Linked DNA regions of Homo sapiens: region 1 is linked to region 2. Evidence: chromatin contacts called from ENCODE Hi-C or POLR2A ChIA-PET data. All regions are on one chromosome and are shown on one strand. Each heading gives the region's core, a stretch centred on a gene start or an enhancer-like site at or near the end of the contact. The rest is flanking DNA. Distances are from core to core; before and after follow the strand shown.

The links. Hi-C counts contacts between places; a loop is a spot of excess contacts on that map. ChIA-PET counts read pairs that join two places held with the same protein, here RNA polymerase II (POLR2A). Pooled maps may share reads with other maps.
Region 1: a pooled map shows a loop between it and region 2 (2.8-fold over the local background). The contact joins two enhancer-like sites. A Hi-C loop is called at or near these places in 1 of 168 maps with a recorded cell type or tissue (naive thymus-derived CD4-positive, alpha-beta T cell), 8 of 37 single-sample maps with no recorded cell type and 4 of 50 pooled maps. POLR2A ChIA-PET finds 5 or more read pairs at or near these places in 4 of 52 experiments (Caco-2, MCF 10A, Panc1 and 1 more).

Annotation. Positions count from the first base shown.
Region 1 is chr1:228,846,717-228,852,057 of GRCh38, reverse strand. No RefSeq gene overlaps it. Among named protein-coding and RNA genes, the nearest start is that of RHOU, 110 kb to the right of the region's middle. RefSeq lists an enhancer at 2,338-3,152. Within about 2 kb of position 1,382, at least 2 of the 41 ENCODE cell types and tissues checked have a DNase peak (open chromatin) inside an H3K27ac peak, as active enhancers do.
Region 2 is chr1:228,763,851-228,768,686 of GRCh38, reverse strand. No RefSeq gene overlaps it. Among named protein-coding and RNA genes, the nearest start is that of RHOU, 31 kb to the right of the region's middle. Within about 2 kb of position 2,951, at least 4 of the 41 ENCODE cell types and tissues checked have a DNase peak (open chromatin) inside an H3K27ac peak, as active enhancers do.

The DNA of each region.
Region 1 (5,341 bases), core at 133-2,632, 85 kb before region 2:
GGGGTATAGGGGTTAGGGGTGTGGGGCTTGGGGAGCAGCAAGGCCTGCTCCCGCTTTCCCCTCCTGGAGGAGCTCATCTCTCACTCACACGTGACTGAGCCCTGGCTAATACCCGAGTCCACAGCAGCATCCCCAGTTGTCAGATTTGAACCTGGGGAGGGGGATGATATAAAAATGCAGCTTGAGAATTTGTTCACAATGGCTTAACAACTGTTGAGGAGATTTGTGGCTTCCTTCTGGTGAAGGCAGGGAAGTATAAAAATACTCAAGTGAGGAAATGGTTATAAAAAATTGAGCTGTCTTTAATCCACTTCAGTTTAATAGTCCCTCTTGGAAACATACACTTACCATGTAAGCCATGTCGAATGTTATCGCACACTTGAACCTAATGTTGGCTTCACACAGCGGAAGCCCTGGCATAGAAATTGTCTTTAAATCCTCTTTCAGATTAATTGCATCAAGAGTAGCATTCCTTGTGTAAGAGGATAGAAGGATCCTCCCAAAGGACTTAAAAACCTAACAAGAAATCTTTTAAATGAGTAGGAGGCTGTCAGAATTGTATATTTGATGTCACAGCACATTTTATGTTTCACATCCCAATCCTGCTGCCCAGGTTGAGGCATCCTTTGCTACAGATGGCGGGAACACAAGCAGAGGCCGCCAGCCTGGAGTCGCTCCATTACTCTACTGTAATTCTTCCCTGGGGTGCCGCACTGCAAGGCCACCCTGAGAAAATCTGACAGATCCATGTTATGGAACAGATCAATTCACATTTTCAATGCAAAGGGATTCCCAGGAGGATTCATTTAAATAGAAATTTCCTCTAGTGCCTTTAAACGGATTCTATTTACAAAATATCCATAAACAGCAAAATCTCAGGAACCCATTTTTGTAAGTGAAATGAGGCTGACTGCTACTCAGTGTGCATTTCAGAGTCCTTTAAAAGATCCAGTGATAACTGGAGAGGATGAAGTAGCCGGAGAGCTTTTAAAATGATTCCAAAGAAGGACAATTGATCTGCCAAGAAAGGCATTCTGGCTATGAAGCCTGTAGGAACAGGCGATCTGTAGGCTTCACTAAGGAGGTTAGGCTTTGGAATATCTGATTCCCACCTCTCCAGTCTCAATACCTGTCCCCAGTTCCTCATTCATGCAGCCCAGGCAGACAAGGCCTCCTTGGGTCTGGTTGCAACAACCGACTGTCCAAGCTTTCCTAAGCATAACTTCAGCCCAAGCCAGTTAATATGAAAACCAGAAAAAAAATGCTTTTCCCATGAAAGTGCAGTTTTATTAAAGTAAGAATGTAGGTATGACTAAGGGAGGAGACCACTCCTCATAGTGTCTTACGCCCAGTTTCTGGGCGTTTCTCCAAAGAAAGAAGAAGTAAAAGCTAAAAGGCAGAAATGAAATCCACAGACAGATAGCCTGGCACACACCCTGGTAGTTAAAAATCAACCTCTGACCTAACTACTTGTGTTATCTATAGATTCCAGGCATTGTATAGAAAAGCACTGTGAAAACCCCTGTCCTGTTCTGTTCCATTCTAATTACCGGTGCATGCAGCCCCCAGTCACGTACCCCCTGCTTGCTCAATTGATCACAGCCCTCTCATGCAGACCCTCTTAGAGTTGTAAGCCCTTGGACAGGAATTGCTCACTCGGGCAGCTCGGCTTTTGAGATGCAAGTCTGCCGAAGCTCCAGACCAAATAAAGCTCCTTCCTTCTTTAACCCAGTGTCTGAGGAGTTTTGTCTGCAGCTCGTCCTGCTACATGACTACAACTTATTATCTTTGCAGTGACTAAGAGTTGTCATGCATTCTAAAGTAAATGCACACCTCAAGAATCTAAACATAACAGAGGAAAAGAGAACTACTCTACTGCCATTCTCAGACACATACTCAGAATGAAGGGTTTGCCTTAAAAATGTAACTGAGAGAGATAGGGAGAGATTTGTTAAAAGATACAAAATTACAACTAGATGAGAGGAATAAGTTCTAGAGTTCTATGCCAATGTAGAGTGACTGTAGTTAACAGTAATATATTCTATAGTCTCGAATAGCTAGGATATTGAATGTTTCCAAAACAAAGAAGTAAATGTTTGAGATTATGGATATGCTAATTACCCTGATCTGATCACTATACATTATAGGTATGGAAACCTCACTATGTACTCCATGAATATATACAATCGCTATGCATCAATTAAAGTATTTAAAAATGTAACTGAGTTCATACAAACAGTGACTTGGTCATTTCCAAGCTTTGGCTGCCTGGTCTTTGTATTGCTGAGGAAAAAGTCTTGAAGAATTGCATGACTCCATAAAAAGCTGGTTTCTTATTCCTGGGAGAGCCCAGGAGGTACAATTTTGAAAAGCAGATGAGAAGGATGGGCTGATTTGTATAAGAGTGGAAAGTCCCAGCTCTGTATGCTGGGAGCAACCTTGCAAATTAGAAAAAAGATTCTCTTCTCCACATACGCTTTATCACCGTACGGACTGAAGCTGTCTTCTCAGCTTTTGCAGAAAGGCAGTCTGAAATCATGGGACACACACTGGCACTAGAATGGCTGAGCCCCAAGCTCCAGTGTGAGAGCAGGGTGAGTGATTTCACACCCACAGCAATTCCGAGCGCATGTCCCACCTGCTTGGCCTGTGGTGATGATTAAATGAGACAATGCTTTTTGCATGTTTAGCACAGAACCTGGGGACAATACACTCGGTCAGAGACTGCTGCTATTAATAGGTGGTGTTATTAATAGGAACTTGCCCCTGCTAATCTTCACCTGTTATCTGTTATTCTTTAATAGGACTGCAGCTTCAGTTCCTTTGCCTTTCACTTACTTTGAGTGGCCTGTTAATTGCCTTCCTGCTCACCTAATTGTTCAAACAAAAGAGCCCTTTGAACCTGCACCTTTGTAGCAGGAAAGAGAAGAGCTTATGCTCCAGGCAAGCTCTTCTCCTGGAGGGCCTTGCTGAGACCAGCCTTGAGCAAGATCACTGTGATTCCCACCTCAGGCCTCCACACCCCTGGAGTGGTGCTCATTAGCTGCAGTGCCTACCTGGAGAGGAACATGTTTATCACCTTTGCATTTTCCCATTATGTTTATAAACTTCCTTCAATGGCGTTTCTCTTTTTTTTTTTAAATCACTTGTAAACACATTTGAGCAAAATAGTCTCACAAATAGAAAACAAACCAAAAAATGGTTGTGCAGCCAGAAACTGGAGAGGTTCCTATGCCGTTCTAAGAAGTTTGAGTGGTGTTTATAGGCAGTAGGGACCTCTAGAATATTATTGCTCAGGGATGTGGTATGGTGGGATTGGCCATGAAAGCAGCTGTAGGTTTCTGGCAAGAGGGTGTGGAAGCAGCTGTAGGTTGCCAGCAAAGAGGTGTGGCATAGTCGGGGTCCTCAGTGAGAAGCTGGCTGCAGTCATGTGGTGGAGGTTGCTGAGGGCCCCAGCTGAAGGCAGAGCCGTGGGTTTAGAGAGATGCTTAACAGACAGAGGCTGTGGATGGAGATTCAACAGGACACTGTGCCCAGTTGGCTGGGGGGGGGGGGGCATGAGGCATCTACTCTGAGTGACCAGCAGGCTGCTTGTACCAGGCTGGTGAATAATACTGGAAGAGGTGAGTGTCTGGGAAGTGTGAGCTTTTCATGAAGTGAACTTGGACTGCAAGAGGCTCTGGTCGGGGTACTCAGCAGGCAGCCTGGAAGCCAAGTCTGAGACACTTCAAATTCTATTTGGAAGAAGGAAGAACATAAATAACTAAGGAAAAACTCTGTAAACTAAAATAATAGTTAAAAAATAATAATAAGTTAGAATTGGGTGACTGAAGTGGGAGGATCACTTGAAGCCAGGAGTTCGAGACCAGCCTGGGCAACAAAGTGAGACCATTATCTCTACAAACAAAACAAAACAACAATTAACTGAGCATAGTGGTACATGCCTATTGTCCCAGCTACTTGGGAGGCTGAGGCCAGAGGATTGCTTGAGCCCAGGAGGTTGAGGTTACAGTGAGCTATGATTGCACCACTGCACACCAGCCTGGGTGACAGAGCTAGGCGCTGTCTGGGAGAAAAAAAAAAAGTTAAGAACGAACTTATGTGAGGAGTCAGGGTCGGGGATGTGACAGGCATTTGAACCAAAGCAACTCCATCTTGAATAGGGAATGGGTAAAATGAAGCTGAGACCTACTGGGCTGCATTCCCAGGCGGTTAGGAGTTCTAAGTCACAGGATGACGTAGGAGGTTGGGACAAGATACAGGCCAGAAAGACCTTGCTGATCAAACAGCCTGCAGTAAAGAAGCTGGGCAAAACCCACCAAAACCAAGATGGTGGTGAAAGTGACCTCACTGCTCATTATATGCTAATTATAATGTAGTAGCATGCTAAAAGACACTCCTGCCACTGCCACAACAGTTTACAAATGCCATGGCAATGTCTAGAAGTTACCCTGCATCCTCTAAAAAGGGGAGGAACCCTCAGTTCCAGGAATTGCCCACCCCTTTCCCAGAAAATTCATGAATAATCCACTCCTTGTTTAGCATATAATCAATAAATAACCATAAAAATAGCCAACCAGCAGCCCTTGGGGCTGCTCTGCCTATGGAGTAGCCATTCTTTTCTTTGCTTTCTTAATAAGCTCCTTTTCACTTTACTCTGTGAACTTGACCTGAATTCTTTCTTGTGTGAGGTCCAGGAACCCTCTCTTAGGGTTTGGATCAGGACCTTTTTCCGGTAACAGGGATGATCATGGTGTCATCAGCTTAGAGATGATCATTGAAGATGCAGAAGAGGCCCAAAGAGGGGAGGGAAGGGCTGAGAAGGAGCCTGCACAGAAATAGGTAGGCCTCTCCTGGGGCCTGTTTAAAAGGATAGATAGATAGAAGTCTGTTGACTTTGGATACCTGGAGAGAGGGGATGGAGACTGGTGATGAAAGATTGGTGACAATGTACACAGGCTTAGGTTGCAGTGCTGTGCCACTTGAGTAATTTTAAAATTTATTTTAAGAATATATATATATAATATAATATATATAATATATATTATATAATATATATATTATATATTATATAATATAATATATAATATATAATATATATAATATAATATATAATATATAATATATATAATATAATATATATTATAAATATTAATAATATATATTATATAATATATATTATAAATATTAATAATATATATTATATAATATATATTATTAATATATTTTATAATATTAAAATATTATATAATATTTATATATAAATATATAAATGTATATAAATATATATAAATATAAATATATATATATGTAATTTGGTCGGGCGTGGTGGCTCATGCCT
Region 2 (4,836 bases), core at 1,702-4,201:
TGAGACTTTGGGATATTTTTTATGGCACCATAACTTACCTTCTCCAAGGAAGGGTAAAGCAAGGTTATATTCTCAAGGGCAGTAGTCAGGAGGGTGGGGGCCATGAAAGGGACAGTGTGTCTATTAATGGTTTACGACTAACGCTGGAACACAGCCATACGTGGGAGGTCTGCTCTGATATGACGTGGCCTCCACAGACTGGGGTCCAGATGGCACTAAACCCTCTTCCAGAGTGCAGCTTCTCCTTCCAGATCTCTCCTAATCACTGCAACACACATTAGTTTTATCACACTTCAAATCTAAAATAAAATCATCTCCCCTCAATCATAGCCAGTGCCTCCTCCTGACTTTGTATTTCTGCCCCTGGTGCAGTTATCTTCCCTTTCCTGGCTTAAAATCTTAGTGTGATTGTTGAGCACAGCTTCTGCTGTGGTCAATCATTTCTAGAGATTCCACCCACAATGTGACATTGGCACTCACCTTTTCATTCCCATGCCCCCCTCTCTCGAGCTCAGAGCCTCCTCCCCTTCTGTCTACACCACGGTGACAGATCCTGACTAATCTCCTGCTCTCTCTTCACCCTTCTCTTCTCCTCCAGGTATCTGTTTCTAAACTGAAGACCAGATCAGTTCTTTTTTCTATGTAAACTACCTTCTTGTTCTACCACTGGTCTTCCATAGTCTGGTCCTTCCTCATCTATCTGTCCAGTCTTATTTCCCATGAGTCTTTCACCTCAATTCCACACGTCAGATATCCCTGTTAGATCTGTTTTCCACGTACTTGCGATTCTTTGTAATAGAGTTACTCTTCCTGTTCTGCCTTAACCTCTTGTCTCCTTCTCCAAGTGGCAAGTTCTGGCACCTCTTCAAGATCCGGCTCAAATGTCATCTCCTCTATGAAATCTTTACTGACTTGTCCTATTCCAGGCAAAATTAATCATTCCTTCTTCCTTTTTCAATTTAGAAAAAATCACATTCATTCTTTAATGTTTGACTCAAGAAAGACCTCTTATGTTCCTTCTTTCTGTATTAGTTTGACAGGGCTGCCATAATAAACACCACTGACTTGGTGGCTTAAACAACAAAAATGTATTCCTCACAGTCCTCGAGGCTAGAAGTGTGAGATCAAGGCGTTGGCAGGTTTGGTTTTTTTCTGAGACCTCCCTCCTTGGTTTGCAGATGGTCACCTTCTCCTGTGTCCTTACATGGTCTTCCCTCCATGTGTGTCTGTGTCCTAATCTCCCCTTCTTACCAGTCCTACTAGATCAGGAGCTACCCATATGACCTCATTTTACCTTAATTACCTCTTTAAAAATCCTGTTTCCAAATAGAGTCATACTCTGAGGTACTGGTGGTTAGGACTTCAATGTATGAATTTTGAGGGTGCACAATTCAGCCCAAAACATCTTCCTTCCTTCCTTTTCTCCTTCTCCTCCTTATCCTTCTTCTCTTTCTCCTTCTCTCTCTCTCCCCCTTTTTCTCTTTCTTTTATATAAAAAAGATAAATTGATCCCTGAACTTTCAGCAGGAATAAAGAGCAGTAAAGACTTGGCCCTCGTCCTCAAGCAGTATCTAGTCTCTCACAGGGGACAGACATGGGACCGAATAAGCCCAAGCTCCCTTCAGAAGAAGCCAACAGCCTCTGTGGCACTCTCTCAGGGCCCCATGCCCCAGGTTCCAGTGCAGATCCAAGCATTGTACTAGAGTGCCTCGTCTAGCTTCCTGTCACAGGGAGAAATTGTGAGCTTCTGAGGTCAGGGCCACCTTAGTCATCTCCAAATTTACAGTGCCTTGAAATGTACCTGGTACATAATAAATGATAAACAAATATTGGTTGAATTGAACCCAAATAAATTGATATTATATTTTTACTCCTGAAGGGTTTTTTGCTGATGGATTAACTTTTTCATCAGACTTAAACAAGGGACAAGTTTCTTTGTTAAAGTCAGCAGCTCGAAAGTGATCAGTTAGATGGCATTTTGCAATTCTTTTTCTTTTTTTTAGAAACAGAGTCTCACTCTGTTGCCCAGGCTAGAGTGCATGGCTCACTGCAGCCTTGACCTCCTGGACTCAAGTGATCCTTCTGCCTCAGTCTCCCAAAATAGCTGGGACTACAGGTGTGTGCCACCATGCCCAGATAGTTTTTTTTTTTTTTTAATTTTTTATAGAAACAGGGTCTTGCTATGTTCCCCAGGCTGGACTTGAACTCCTGGGCTCAACTGATCCTCCTGCCTCAGCCTCCCAAAATGCTAAGATTACAGGCATGAACCACCCGTAATTTGCTTTTTAAACTGATAAAAATATAAATTAATATCTTTGAAAAGGCAATGTTTCTACAATTTTTTTGGGAAAATGACTTCTGAGTTTCCTTCTATTTAGGAATCTCTCAGGTCTTTCCCACTGCAATAAGTTGTGTATATAAAAATTATAACTGCAATAACAAATTAATATTAGTTGCATTTTGATGTGAACCAAAAATAAAAATAAGCCTCATACTATGTGAAGGTGATAAGCAAGGAGAATCTTACAAAGACTTGAAAATATTTTGAGAAAATAAAAACTGCAAAATTAGAAGCATTCAACTTAATTATTACATAAAGTTTAAACAACTAATGAGTAGTGTTAATGGTCCGTTCTAGTTTAAGGTTACTGGTGACAGTATTTGTAACTGGCTGTTGGGTCACGTGAATGATCTACCATAATTGGCAGACAGAAAGTCCCACTTTCCTTTTACTTTGGAGACTAATGGTAATTTTCCCCCAGCCTCATCTCTATCTCCTGTCTTGGAGTGAGGTTCTGTAGAAGGTCTGCGTGTGACCGCTTGTGGCTGTCGGTGCCTTGCTGTAGCCTTCGAGGTGGAACCCAAGCTGGGCGCTGCAGGAGAGGAAACAAGGCCTCACTGAGGGGCAGAAACCAGGAAGCTGGGCCAGCCACGCCCTGAAGACTCTGCTCCTCTCTGTAGAAGTAGAGACCAGGTGTGACTTCCCATGGGGTGGGGGTGGTGAGAGTTGAGACAAACTGTCCCTGAAAGTGAAGAGGCCCCAGGCGGAGCACCTTGCACTCTGGAAGAGTGACACAGGACCCACTGGAACTAAAACTGTAATGTGATGAGATGTTGTCAAAGCAAAGTAACAACAACAATAAAAATACTAGTAGGCACTTACATAGCACTATGAGCCGGTGTTCTGGCAGATTTACTTATATATTAATACATTATGAACTATGTTTTTGTTTAATAGGACACACTTATCAGTTGCAAAAGACTACTAATGCCTACATTTTTCTGGCAAGATGTCATTTTCCATTAAGGCTCTATAAGGCTGGGTGTAGTGGCTCACATCTGTAATCCCAGCACTTTGGGAGGCTAAGGCAGGAAGATCATGAGCTCAGGAGTTAGAGACCAGCCTAGGCAACACAGCAGGATACTGTCTCTACAAAAAAATCAAAAAATTAGCAGGTCATGGTGGCTCCTGTAGTGGCAGCTACTCTGGAGACTGAGGTGGGAGGATCACTTGAGCCCGAGAAGTCAAGGCTGCACTGAACTATGATGGTGCCACTGCACTCCAGCCTGGTTGACTAAGCAAGATAGTGTTTCAAAAAAAAAAAAAAGAGAGAGAGAGAGATAGAAAGAAAAGGCTCCTTTAAATCCAGCCTTCAGCAGATGAGGGGGCTAAAACGGGCATGCCTTATATTAAGAGGGCTATTAGGGATTGCCCAGAAAATCTTTTTTTTTAAGCTGTTTTTGCCACATAATTAAGCTCATAAAATTTTCTTTAAAGAACCAAATAGGTTATATAACCAAAAGCCAAAGTCAAGTGATTCTTATGAGCAAACAACATATAGTTAATCCACAAAATTATTTTGGGACCTCACACTGTTATAAAGTTTTTCCTTACACAGAAACAAAAGCTTCTTCCCATAACATCCTTCTTTATTCTTTATATCTCTTTCGACAGCTCGAAGTGTGTTTGGTCCTCTGAGAAATCTCTGACCAAATGCAGCAGTCATTTGCCCTGGGTGGTGCCTTTCCTCTTTACTAAACCTAATCAATTCTTCTAACTCTTAATTATGTGAAATGTATATAGAGTATATGTTTATATAAAATATATGTATAGAAATGTGTACTGTGTAGTTTAGCAGTGGATGCTGTTTGCATGGTTACACAAGTACATGATGCATTGATAATTCATACACAAGAAGTTCTTTTGGGATGGACTCTGGTAGGCGGAATGGGAATACGCTATACAGCTGATCTTTGAACAACAGGGGTTTGAACTGCATAGGTCCACTTACACACAGATTTTTTTCTATACGAATTACACAGACTGCACTGGCCTCTCCTGCCTCCCCTTCCACCTCCATCACCTCTTCTGCTTCTGCCACCCCTGAGACATCAAGACCAATCCCTCTTCTTCCTCCTCCTCCTCAGCCTACTCAACATCAAGGCGAAGAAAAGGAAGACCTTTATGATGATCCACTTCCACTTAATAAATAATAAATATATTTTCTCTTCCTTTTGATTTTCTTAATAATATTTTCTTTTCTCTGGCTTACTTTATTGTAAGAATACCATATATAATACATATAACATACAAAATATATGTTAATTGGTAAGGCTTCTGGTCAACAGTAGGCTATTAGTAGTTAAGTTTTGGGGCAGTCATACATGGATTTTCCACTGCGTGGGGGTGTTGGTCTCCAAACCCCACATTGTTTAGGGGTCAACTGTACTGGCAGTGCTGGCCTGTTTTCTCCTTGGGGTACAGTCAGCATGCATGTCATTATAGTTTTACTTTCTCCCAAGTGTATTTCATTGCTTCAGTTTTTTGTCTTTGGT